Regions from separate parts of the Homo sapiens genome. Here region 2 is linked to region 1. Evidence: chromatin loops called from intact Hi-C (ENCODE). Cell type or tissue: ovary. All regions are shown on one strand. Links, peaks and the distances in the headings refer to the core of each region. The heading gives the core; the rest is flanking DNA.

Evidence for each region. Peaks named below come from ENCODE experiments on the same cell type or tissue, not always from the same donor. Only the 100,000 strongest peaks of a DNase experiment are listed, where the experiment ranks them.
Region 2: a loop joins it to region 1, with 5 times the contacts of the local background. A loop is called at or near these places in 19 of 110 quality-filtered maps.

The regions. Positions count from the first base shown.
Region 1 is chr3:40,176,088-40,181,712 of GRCh38, forward strand. All of the region lies in intron 8 of MYRIP (myosin VIIA and Rab interacting protein), which reads left to right. All of the region lies in intron 2 of EIF1B-AS1 (EIF1B antisense RNA 1), which reads right to left. Among named protein-coding and RNA genes, the nearest start is that of EIF1B-AS1, 130 kb to the right of the region's middle. In ovary, for the core only: a CTCF peak has its summit at 3,069 (motif pointing left); a DNase peak (open chromatin) is centred at 3,064.
Region 2 is chr3:39,445,194-39,450,818 of GRCh38, forward strand. No RefSeq gene overlaps it. Among named protein-coding and RNA genes, the nearest start is that of MOBP, 20 kb to the right of the region's middle. RefSeq lists a silencer at 2,772-2,941. In ovary, for the core only: a CTCF peak has its summit at 2,849 (motif pointing right); a DNase peak (open chromatin) is centred at 2,838.

The DNA.
Region 1 (5,625 bases), core at 236-5,235:
AAGTGGGGCCAGAATTTGAGTATCTCTTTCCTGCTCCAAAACTGTTGGTCAAGCTTCTTCCTCTATAAAATGAGATCAGTAGCTCAGTGATCTCCAAGGTCCCTTTCAGCTGAGGTTCTGAGGCTGCACTGTTCAGTATGGTGGCCGTAAGCTACAAGTGACTATTTTAATTTAAATTAAATAAAACTAAAAATCTAGTTCTTTGGTCACACTGGCCACATTTCAAGTGCTCAGTAGCACCAGTGCCTAGTGGTGACTATGTTGGATGGTGCAGATGTAGAACATTTCCATCATCCATCAAGTTGTATTTGCACAGCACTGGTCTAGGGATTTAGATAAAGAAGAAGACATGAACAAACAGCATAAAAGCAGAAATACAAGGCCAGGTATGGTGGCTCATGCCTGTAATCCTAGCACTTTGGGAGGCTGAGGTGGGAGGATCATTTGAGGCTAGAAATTCGAGACCAGCCTAGGCAATACAGTGAGACCCCATCTCTACAAAAAATAAAAATAAAAATTAGTTGGGTGGGCTGGGCACCCAGGTGCCCAGGTGCTCACGCCTGTAATCGCAGCACTTTGGGAGGCCAAGGTGGGTGGATCACCTGAGATCGGGAGTTCAAGACCAGCCTGACCAACATAGTGAAACCCTGTCTCTACTAAAAATACAAAAAATTAGCTGGGTGTGGTGGTGGGCACCTGTAATCCCAGCTACTAGGGAGGCCGAGGCAGGAGAATTGCTTGAACCCAGGAGGCAGAGGTTGCAATGAGCCGAGATCACACCATTGCACTGCAGCCTGGGCAACAAGAGCAAACTCCATCTCAAAAAAAAAAAAAAAAAGAAAAGAAAAGAAAATTAGCTGGGCATGGTGTTGCATGCCTGGGGAAAATGAAGTGGGAGGATCCTTTGAGCCCAGGAGGTCAAGGCTGCAGTGAGCTATGATTGCACCACTGCACTCTAGCCTGGGCAACAGAGCAAGACCCTGTCTAAAAAAAAAAAAAAATGTCAGAAATACACATGGACGCTGGCCAGAACCTGGACACGAACCAATGGGCCGAGTTTCAGTTCTTGGGTACTTCAGAGAACATAGCTCTCCCACCTTTCCTCAAGCTGTTCTCACCCTGGACACTCATCTGCATCACCTGCCCAAGCCCTGCTTTAAGGGTCTTGATGCAAGGGGTCTGGAGTGGAGCCAGGGCTTCCATATGACCAGAAGCTCCTGGGTAATGCTGACAGGATGCCAGGCTTAAGGATGGTATCATTATATCCTGAGACAGAATCCTGACCTACAGGCTGTGGAGGGCCCTAAACCTGTGGCCTCCTGATAGGGCCTCCCCTTTTTCAGTTCTCCAATGACCCAGACACCTTTGGCTTAAGAAATAACCATGCAGAATCCCCAATCCCCATCAGCACCACTGCTTAGGCTTGACTGCAAAACCCAAACTTAATTCATCCCCATCCAGATGGGATTTCTCATCTATTCTCTTGGAAGAAGGTTCAGTGCGAATGCTCCATTTTTAATTTCCTCCCTCATTGTGCGCTCTCTGCCAGTATGGGGGTCAGTGCGACCTGGCTTTCAAAGCCTTAAGACGCAATATCCTAGAAGGCACCAGTGTGGGTGTTATAACTCATTTCATGCCTCTTTGGGTGCATGCATATAAAAAGGCCTCTCTAATAATATCGTGATCTTATTGGTAATAATGATGATGACACCAGGGACCAGACACTTACTGTGTGCCCAGTGACTAAGGTGAATCTCTGTCTGGCTTTCTCTGTTCTCCTGTCTTTTGTCCCTTCCTATTTTCTCAGCCTTTTCCCTTTGTCTCTGTTGTTTCCTTCCTCACGTTCCTTCTCTCTTTTGAATGGCCATAGTATAGAATTAAAGTACTTTTTGTCATTGCTATAATTATAGGATTGAATTTAATACTTACATCTGACCCTAAAAACACAAAGCAAAGCTGTGTCTCAGTTACGTATACATATGACCACTCTTCTTGATTTGCCCTCAAATCTTTGATACTAAAAACATTCTTTCCCTGTTTTTTACTGTGGGCTCTTTGAGAGCAAAGACTGTTTTAAAGCTGCGGTTGGTGCCACAGGGAGCCTGTCCTGTTGATGATGATGATAATCATAGCAATCATAGCAACAATCTATGGTTCCAAGGGATATAAGTAGAACACATTGCTGCTGCCCACACAGGAGATGCAGCTACTGCAAAGAATGCTGTAACAAAAGTAACTGATGATCACACTGGGTGTTTTGCCCAAAGCTTCGGGACCAGTTGGTTCACGTGGCAAGTCCTGCTGGGCTGGGGCACATTAACCAGGAGTGCATTGTTGCCAGGCTTGCAGCAAAGGCTGTCAGGCACACACCAAGAGAGCATGGAGGAGCATCGAATTGGAATCAGTCAGACCCGAGCTCAACCCTTGCCTTACCCTTGGCCATCCATATGCTTTGGGCAAGTTATTCAATCCTGACTCTGTTTACTCATGTGCACTCAATCAAGTTGAGTGAGAGAACAGTTACACCGGCTCAGTGGTAATACTTAATAAATGCTCTTATTTGGCTAATATTTATTGAGTGCTTTCTCTGCGCTATGCATGATACTGATCCCTTAACATGAGGAAACTGAGGCTTAGAACAGTTTAAGTTTTTCCAAGATCCCACATAGCAAGAGGAGGAGCTGGCATTTACCCACTACCTAAGGTATCACCCATAAGTTAATGCCCAAGGAGTAAAGAGGAAGGGCCTATCTGAAGGCCCAAATTCTCAAGTTCATCAATGCAAGGGATTGCTGATGTGCTAACATTCCTGGATCCATGGACTCCCCCTGCAGCCCCCTTGCATAGATGTTCAAACACTCTAACTCAGACCAGCTCTTCCAGTCACCAGCCCTGCGTCTTCTGTGTACCCTAGAATAAGTAAGACAAGCAGAGTCTGTGCGTAGGAAAGAAAAGTGGGCACAGAGGGCTCAGCCAGCGTTATAAGCCAGTATAATAAACAAATAAATTACTCCTCTCTGGCTGAACTAGCTGGTGAGTAAAAGCATTGTTGTGGTGCCCTCTGCTGGGCGTGTGTTGCTTGTAATGAATTTGTGGCAGAACCACACCTGGGTCTCAGAACTGTCTTTTTCCACCCTGGCTGGAGACTGTAGGCCACCAGTGTCCTAGGACCTGTTGGAGACAGCTCTGCTGGGCCTTTTGTGGTTGTCAGGGTGTAGCTTTTTTCTAGTGTGGAACACTGATTTGCCTGAAATAGACTATTTTTATAGCCTGGCATTCCCTACTCTCTGCTGTTGGGACCAGAGAGGGACTTTTCATTTGTTAGTCTTGGCTTTTGCAGAGAATGGGGGAGAATTTCCGTCCCATAAAAAAGGACCCCAGCCACCACATATACACACAAGTCTGAGCCACTGCAAAAATGAAATATTAAGTATTGTTTCCCCTTTTTAAACTTGTATTCAGTGATTTACAGTGAGAAGCTTGTAGATTTTTTTTAAAGGCCAGATACAGTAAATGGCTTCTGTGAGGCTGCAATAATACTGCATCTGGCAACTAGGCTGTCAGCTTCATAAGGGCCAGCACTGTGTCTTACAGCCTATAAATTCAGTCACAAACATGCAACCAAGGATCACAAACAAAAGGCCATCCCTGCCCTCATGGAGTTCATTGTGTGTGGAAGACACAGCAAGTCAGTGCACAACGATAACAGTGTGGACAGAGCTGTGTGATCACACAGGAGGAGCAACCTAGCCAATCCCAAGGTACACCAGGGCCAAGGGCGTGTCCCTCTTGATACATGGAGGTTTGCCATAGAATGATGTTTTCCTTCATTTTTAATAACTTCACTTGCCAGTTGACCACCATCCTCAATCTCTATCCTCTCTGAAAGCTGCTCATTTTCTGTCAGATATTTAGCAGAATCGCAGAATGGCTCTGAATACCTAGCCCTGTGAAAACCTCGGGTGTTGTCAAGCTGCATCATCCAAACTGCTCTGGACACTCGAGACAGGGTCAGTGCTTGCTGTGCCCTCAGAATGAAGGAGATGACACTCAGCCAAAAGCCACTTTACATGTGTGTTAGCTTGGCTCTCCTCCAAGTAAAACCTTGCTCTCCAGGATGTAAGTGTAGATGACAGTGGGATCCTTTTTATTTCTTTCTCTTACTCCATAATTTTGTGTAAGAAATTGGAAAAAAAAAATTAGGCACTTTGAAAAACTCATTTTGTAACCATTCACTCGATAGCAAACATTCATTGATTTCCAATTCTGTACTAGTTACTGTGCCAGGGGCTACAGATGTCACTGCTAAAAGAACATTACCCTCAGTTGCTCCACAGTCTAGTGGGGGCCCCAGGCCAGAAGAGAGATGTTTGCAAGAGTGCAGTAAAACATAAGTACAGAAGAAGCCCATGACCACCAGCCCAGTTGGGGAAGGGGGCAATTGGTAGATTTCCCACAGGCCATGGCCTGCTTGAACTGAACCTTATCGACGCACAGTGTCTTGAGGAACTGATAAGGCAAGGAGAGCTCATCACCTCTGGGTTGCGTTAACCTATGACCATTGCATCGAAAGGCAGGTCTGGAGGCCCATCATGCTCTCTCTTCTATATTTGAAGGGATAGGAGCAGGTTGTAACACTTGGTTCACAGCTTAGGGGGTTCCATATTTGTTCTGTAAGCCCACCTTTCTCCTAGATCACCCCAAGGTTTCGTGGGGAAAGTAGAGGTTTCCTACGACTCTGAATCTGAACTGGCCTGCATTACCACTCTCCAACAGAGTGAACCAGACGCCCTGTATGTGAGGGGTCCTGGGCCCTAGCCTGGCCTGTGATGATGGGGATGCTGGGTTTTGATCCTCATCTATCTCTGTGTCTTTCCTCAGACTGGTCCAGAGTCCTTAGGAGGCAAGGCCATTGAGTGCATCTTCCTCTTCCAACCTCTAATCTTAAAGCTCAGTGTTGTCACCCAAGTATCCTGTGCTCATTTTTGCTGTCTTTCTTTCTTTGTTATTCTCTCATACCTTTTTTTTTTAAGCTACCATTATCATACAGTTTACTGTGAGTGCAGGGCAAGATTAAGTTTCCACGACTCTCAAGGAATTAAGTCACTTGGCCAAGGTAGTGTAGCCGAGGTGGTCACGGAGCCCAGGCACGGCTGACTCCTGGGTCCAGCTCCAAAGCACCCCATGGCCCTGCCCACAGCTCTTCTCTGAAAGAGCTTGCCTTTGTCTCCTAGGCTAGGTACCTGTGGGAGAGAGAAAGGTGAGGAAATGAGCACACTTTGCACTGGGACAGAAGGGAGTAGGGGCTGCTGGTGCTGACATCAACCAGCAGGTGGAAGCCCACTGCAAAGGGGGTCTGAGTTTTGGATCAGTACTTTGTTTAATACTGTAATCATAGATGCTTTCAGTGGCTTTGTGAATATACCCTTTCCTTCTTAAGATTACCAATGTAAAAACAGCAAAATAAACAACCAGTAAAATATAATTCCTTCATTAAATGGCAAAGAAAAACTTTAGTCTCTTTCTATTTGATAAAATTCTCTATACAACATTTGAGCTTCACAATACAACATATATATATATAATGCATTATATATCTATAATGCAATTCAAGTTTGTTCCTGT
Region 2 (5,625 bases), core at 309-5,308, 730 kb before region 1:
GGGCAAATTCCAGACAGAAGATTGGCTGACCAAATTGATGACCCCCATTTCATAAGGTATTGTGTCCTAGCAAGTGGGGAGATAAGACATGAGAGAAGTCCCTGATACAACTGCTTTGAGTGAAGGGCTCACATATACCCTTTTCTTTCCTTTTTTATAACTTTGAAAAGTCATCTTTTAAAATTTCAAATTTTGACCATCAACATAAAATATTCAAGACACTTGGTACTATATAATATATAGGCAACAGAAGAGGAGAAACCCTATTTTAAGTGTGTAAATATCATCTGCCACATTAAGGTAGGGATTTCTCATATCAATTCTACATAGTGCTAATTTTTGTATTTTTAGTAGAGTTGGGGTTCCACCCTATTGGCCAGGCTGGTCTCGAACTCTTGACCTCAAGTGATCCTCCCTCCTCAGCCTCCCAAAGTGCTGGGACTACAGACGTGAGCCACTGCGCCAGGCCAAAACACAAGTCTTTTAGAAATGTTTAAATAGCTCATCTGATCACAGTATCACCATGTGAATATTTTCTAACTTTTCCAACTTAATTCTATATTGAAAAATAAGTTGCTTGGCCTGGAATAGTCCCTAGATACCTGTAAGAACAATTTTTTAAAAAATTAATATTATTTTAAATAAATTACAGTTGTATACATTTAAGGGATACACTGTGATGTTTTGATATAGGTATACCATGTGGAATAATTAAATCAAGCTAATTAACATATCTGTCATCTCACTTATTTTTTCAGAGGAGATATTTGAAATTTACCCTCTTAGTTATTTTGAAATATACATTATTATTGACTATAATCACCCTGATGTGCAGTACATCTCAAAACTTACTCCTTAAATAAGTTAAGTGGGGAAGTGAGACAAGGGTGGAAATAGGCCAATAAAGGGTACATTTCTGAGACAGTAAAGCTGTGGTCAACTGGGGTTTCACACACTGGGAGCTCAGGGAAGCCATGCAGAATTGAAAGCAAGCAGCGAGTGGGCAGATGGGGAAAATGATGAACAAGTTCCTTCGATTTGGTGATCATTGTGTTGTACTGAAAGCTTCAAAAATGGAAGTTTTTGGGTGCTCCATTCACTGAATATTTTGATTAAATGGTTTCAATGGGTTTTAAGCAAAAACAAATCAAAAATTAAAATAAATATTTTATAAAAATGAGTAGGGGCACAGTTTGATTTACACAGTAGTTTTTCAAAGGTTCAAAAATTTCTAAAATCTGATGATCAGTACCAAACTTCAAATAAAAAGTGAGCAAAATTCATTTAAAAGAACAGTCATTAAATAGAAAGTCACCTTCCTGGTGTGATCTGTAAATGCGTGTTCTGTAGCTGCACATTTTAAACTGTCATTTTAGGGCACAGTCTTCTTAAAATACCTACTTATTTTTGGAGTGGACATTGAGGCTTCCTCAGCAGATTTCTATCTCTTTTGGGGAATGTGGGAGGTGGGAGGATCAGTGAATCACCACAGCTCCCACATGGAAAGTAAAAGCTTATAGACAATTTGTGCAAGTTCCATAGTCATCTCCAACTTTTTGGAGAAACGGATTTAACACCTAATTTTCTATTAACCTTGATTTTCATTTATTTGAGCTCATTGCTACCAAAAGCTTTATTGCAGAATGCAAAATCATTGTCAAATAATTGAATCAGTAGTTGCAGATTTACATTATGTAGAAAAATGATAAAGCCAGTGCAGCAAAAGCAGAGTACTCCGTGTTCTTGATGGGAGGATTTCTCAGCTTCTTTCTTACCTGTAATTTCCCACCTACCCCAGCAACTGACAGTCCAGCTTTTTGCATTTCACATGCTGCAGTTAATTGTCACTGTGTATCTTGTTGGTACTCACGTTGTTAGCAGGAGCAGCAGCTGGGATTGCTTTTATCAGCATCCGAGACAAGTAGGAACTGACTGTCTCTGGGCCTCATGTCCCAGCACATTCTATAATTTTAGCAAGTGCCTTGAATGCTGTCTTTGAAATGCAGGTATTGGTTAAGCTGCTGCATTTGGAAAGAGCAGAGCAAGCAGATATGATTACTGCTGATCATCTTTCACTAAGCATGTCTAAGTGAGAGTTCCTTTTACTGCACGTGTGTGTCACGTGCCATGACCAGAAGAGATAATGGCCCAAGTGGGGTGGACACAGTGGATGCTTACCAAACCCAGCCTGACTTATTTTAATGCAGCAATTAAATAATACTTTGGGCTGGGCACGGTGGCTCACGCCTGTAATCCCAGCACTTTGGGAGGCCAAGGCAGGCAGATCACTTGAGGTCAGGAGTTCAAGACCAGCCTGGCCAACATGGCAAAACCCCTTCTCTACTAAAAATACACAAAAAAATTAGCCAGGTCTGGTGGCATGTGACTGTAATCCCAGCTACTCAGGAGGCTGAGGCAGGAGACTCACTTGAACCCAGGAGTTGGAGGTTGCGGTAAGCTAAGATTGAGCCACTGCATTCAAGCCTGGGTGACAGAGTGAGACTCCGTCTCAAAAATAAAAAATAAATAAAAATAAAAATAAAAACTTTGTCACAAAATGGACAATCTTGGACAAATGATAAACTGGAAAGGACACAGGGAAAAGAGACCTAAAATGGGTCTGTCCCAGACCGTTGGGATGTTTGCTCACCTCTGTCAAGCATGCCATCCAGCTCCAGCGGCTTGTGGGCCTTGGTGGAGTGTGGAAGCTGATTTGGTTAATATCTCAGTCTCCAGTTGCGATGCGGCAGCGAGGACTGAAATCTTGGAAAATCCCACTCCCAAGCCCGTACTCGTTGCATACATGACACCTCCAGCCTGTGATCACTTTCAGCTGTTTCTACTGACTCATTCTGGCCACAAGAGGGCAGTATAGCGTAGTGAGTATGAGCACAGACAGGTCAGGCTTCCCGAATTAAGATCACATTTCTTCCCCTGACTTTGTGACTGGGCAAGTTACTGAAGATCTTTGAGTTTGAGTTTCAACATCTATAAAATGAGAATAATAAAAACATCAAATAGGGGTGTCGTGGGGGAACAGATGAGATAAATGCATGAAGTGCTTGAAGAATATAGTCATATAAAACTTAACGATGGGAATACTTTCTGAGAAATGTGTGGTTGAGGCCATTTCATCATTGTGCAAACATCACAGAGTGTACTTACACAAATAAAGATGGCATAGCTTTTACACACCTAGGCTATATGACATAGCCTACTGCTCCTAGGTTACTGTCTTAGTCTGATTGTGTTGTAATAAAGGAACACCTAAGGCTCAGTAATTTATGAAGAAAAGAAGTTTATTTGGCTCATGGTTCTGCAGGCTTGAAGCATGGTGCCAGCATCTGCTGCTGGTGAGGGCCTCAGACTGCTTCCACTCATGGCGGAAAAAGAAGGGGAGCCCTCATGGGCGGAGATCACATGGCAATAGAGAAGCAGCAAAAGAGTGGGAGGGCAAGGTGGCAGGCTCTTTTTAACAGGCAGATCTCAAGGAAACTCATAGAGTGAGAACTCACTTATTACTGCGAGGCTGGCACCAAGCCGTTCATGAGGGATTCCCCACACCATGGCCCGAAGGCCTCTCGTTAGGCTTCACCTCCAACACTGGAGATCAAATTTCAACCTGAGGCTTGGAGGGGACAAATATCCAAACCATAGCCACTATAAATGTTTACAACATGTTACTGTACCGAATACTGTAGGCAATTCAAACACAATGGCGTTTGTGTATAAAAACATATTTAAACAAAAAAGCGGCAGTAAAAATGCAATAAAAAAGATAAAAAATAGTACACCTGTATGGGGCACTTAACATAAATGGAGCTTGCAGCACTGGAAGTCACTGTGAGTAAGTCAGTGAGTGAGTGTGAAGTCCCAGGACATTACTGTACTCTGCTCTTGACTTTATAAACACTGTACATTTAGACTACACTAAATTGATTTATTTATTTATTGAGGCAGAGTCTCACTCTGTTGCCCAGGCTGGAGTGCAGTGTTGTGATCTCAGCTCACTGCAACCTCCACCTCCTGGGTCCAAGCGATTCTCCTGCCTCAGCCTCCTGAGCAGCTGGGACTATAGGCACATGCCACCACACCCAGCAAATTTCTGTATTTTTAGTAGAGATGGGGTTTTACTATGTTGGCCAGGCTGGTCTCGAACTCCTGACCTCAGGTGATCCACCCCCTTGGCCTCCCAAAGTGCTGGGATTACAGGTGTGAGCCACCGCGCCTGGCCTAATTTTTGTATTTTTTGTAGAGATGAGGTTTTACTATGTTGCCCAGGCTGGTCTTGAACTCCTGACTTCAAGTGATCCATCCTCCTCCGCCTCCCAAGGTGTTGGGATTACAGGCTTGAGCCACTGCGCCTGGCCTCTAGCAGTCCTGCTCTGAGGTTCTCACAGTCCCACCTTCTCTCTGCAAGTAGCTGAAGAGTCAGAATGAAGAACAGGAGGAGAAGACGTGTGTCATTGAATGTTATTTCCAATTTGAAATTTTTGCCTCAATTGAAACATTTACTTCATTTAAGATAGTGTAATTACTGATTGATGCAATGGACTGAATATTTGTGTTCCCCGACTCCCACCAATTCATATGTGGATATCCTTACCCCAGCATGACAGTATTAGGAGGTGGGGCCTTTGAGAGGTGATTAGGTCATAAGGGAGAAGACTTCATGAATGGGATTAGTGCCCTGATAAAAGGAACACCAGGAAGCTCTCTTGCTCTCTTTCTGGTATATGAGGCATAAAAAACAGTCAGCAGTCTGTAAGCCAGAAGAAGGCCCTCATCAGAACCTGGGGCCATGCGGGCATCCTTATCTCCGACTTCCAGCATCCATAACTGTGAGAAATGAATTCCTGTTGTTTGTAAGCCATCCACTCTGCGATGCTTTATTATGGCAGCCTGAATGGATGGTGAGAATATATTTTGTTCATCTCACTATGTTCTATTTGTCTTGCCTGTTTTTCTTTATCCACTGTTTTAGAATTAATCTTTAATTTAAAAATTTAAAATTGAGATATGATTTATTTACAGTAAAATTTCACCTTTTTTTGTTTACTTCTGTAAGTTTTTAATTTTTTTAAAAAATATTTAAAATTGTTTTTGAGACACAGTCCCACTCTGTCATCCAGGATAGAGTGCAGTGACGTGATCATGGCTTACTGCAGCTTCAACCTCCCTGGCTCAAGTGACCCTCCCACTTCAGCCTTCCAAGTAGCTGGGACTACAGGTGTGCACCATCACACCCAGCTAATTTTTGTATTTTTTTGTAGAGACAAGGTTTCACCATGTTGCCCAGGCTCAAGTGATCCTCCTGCCTTGGCCTCCCCAAATGCTTGGATTACAGGCATGAGTATTTTAAGACAGATCTCACTCTACTGTCTGGGCTGGAGTGCAGTGGTTTAATCATAGCTCAGAGCAACCTTGACGTCCTGGGCTCAGGAAATCCTCTCACCTTTGCCTCCTGAGTAGCTGGGACCACCAACACACACCACTATGCTCAGCTAATTTTTATTTATTTTTTGTAGACATGGGGGTCTCACTATGTTGCCCAGGCTGGTCTCAAACTCCTGGGCTCAAGTGACTCCTGGGCTCCTACCTTGGCCTCCCAAAGTGCTGGGATCA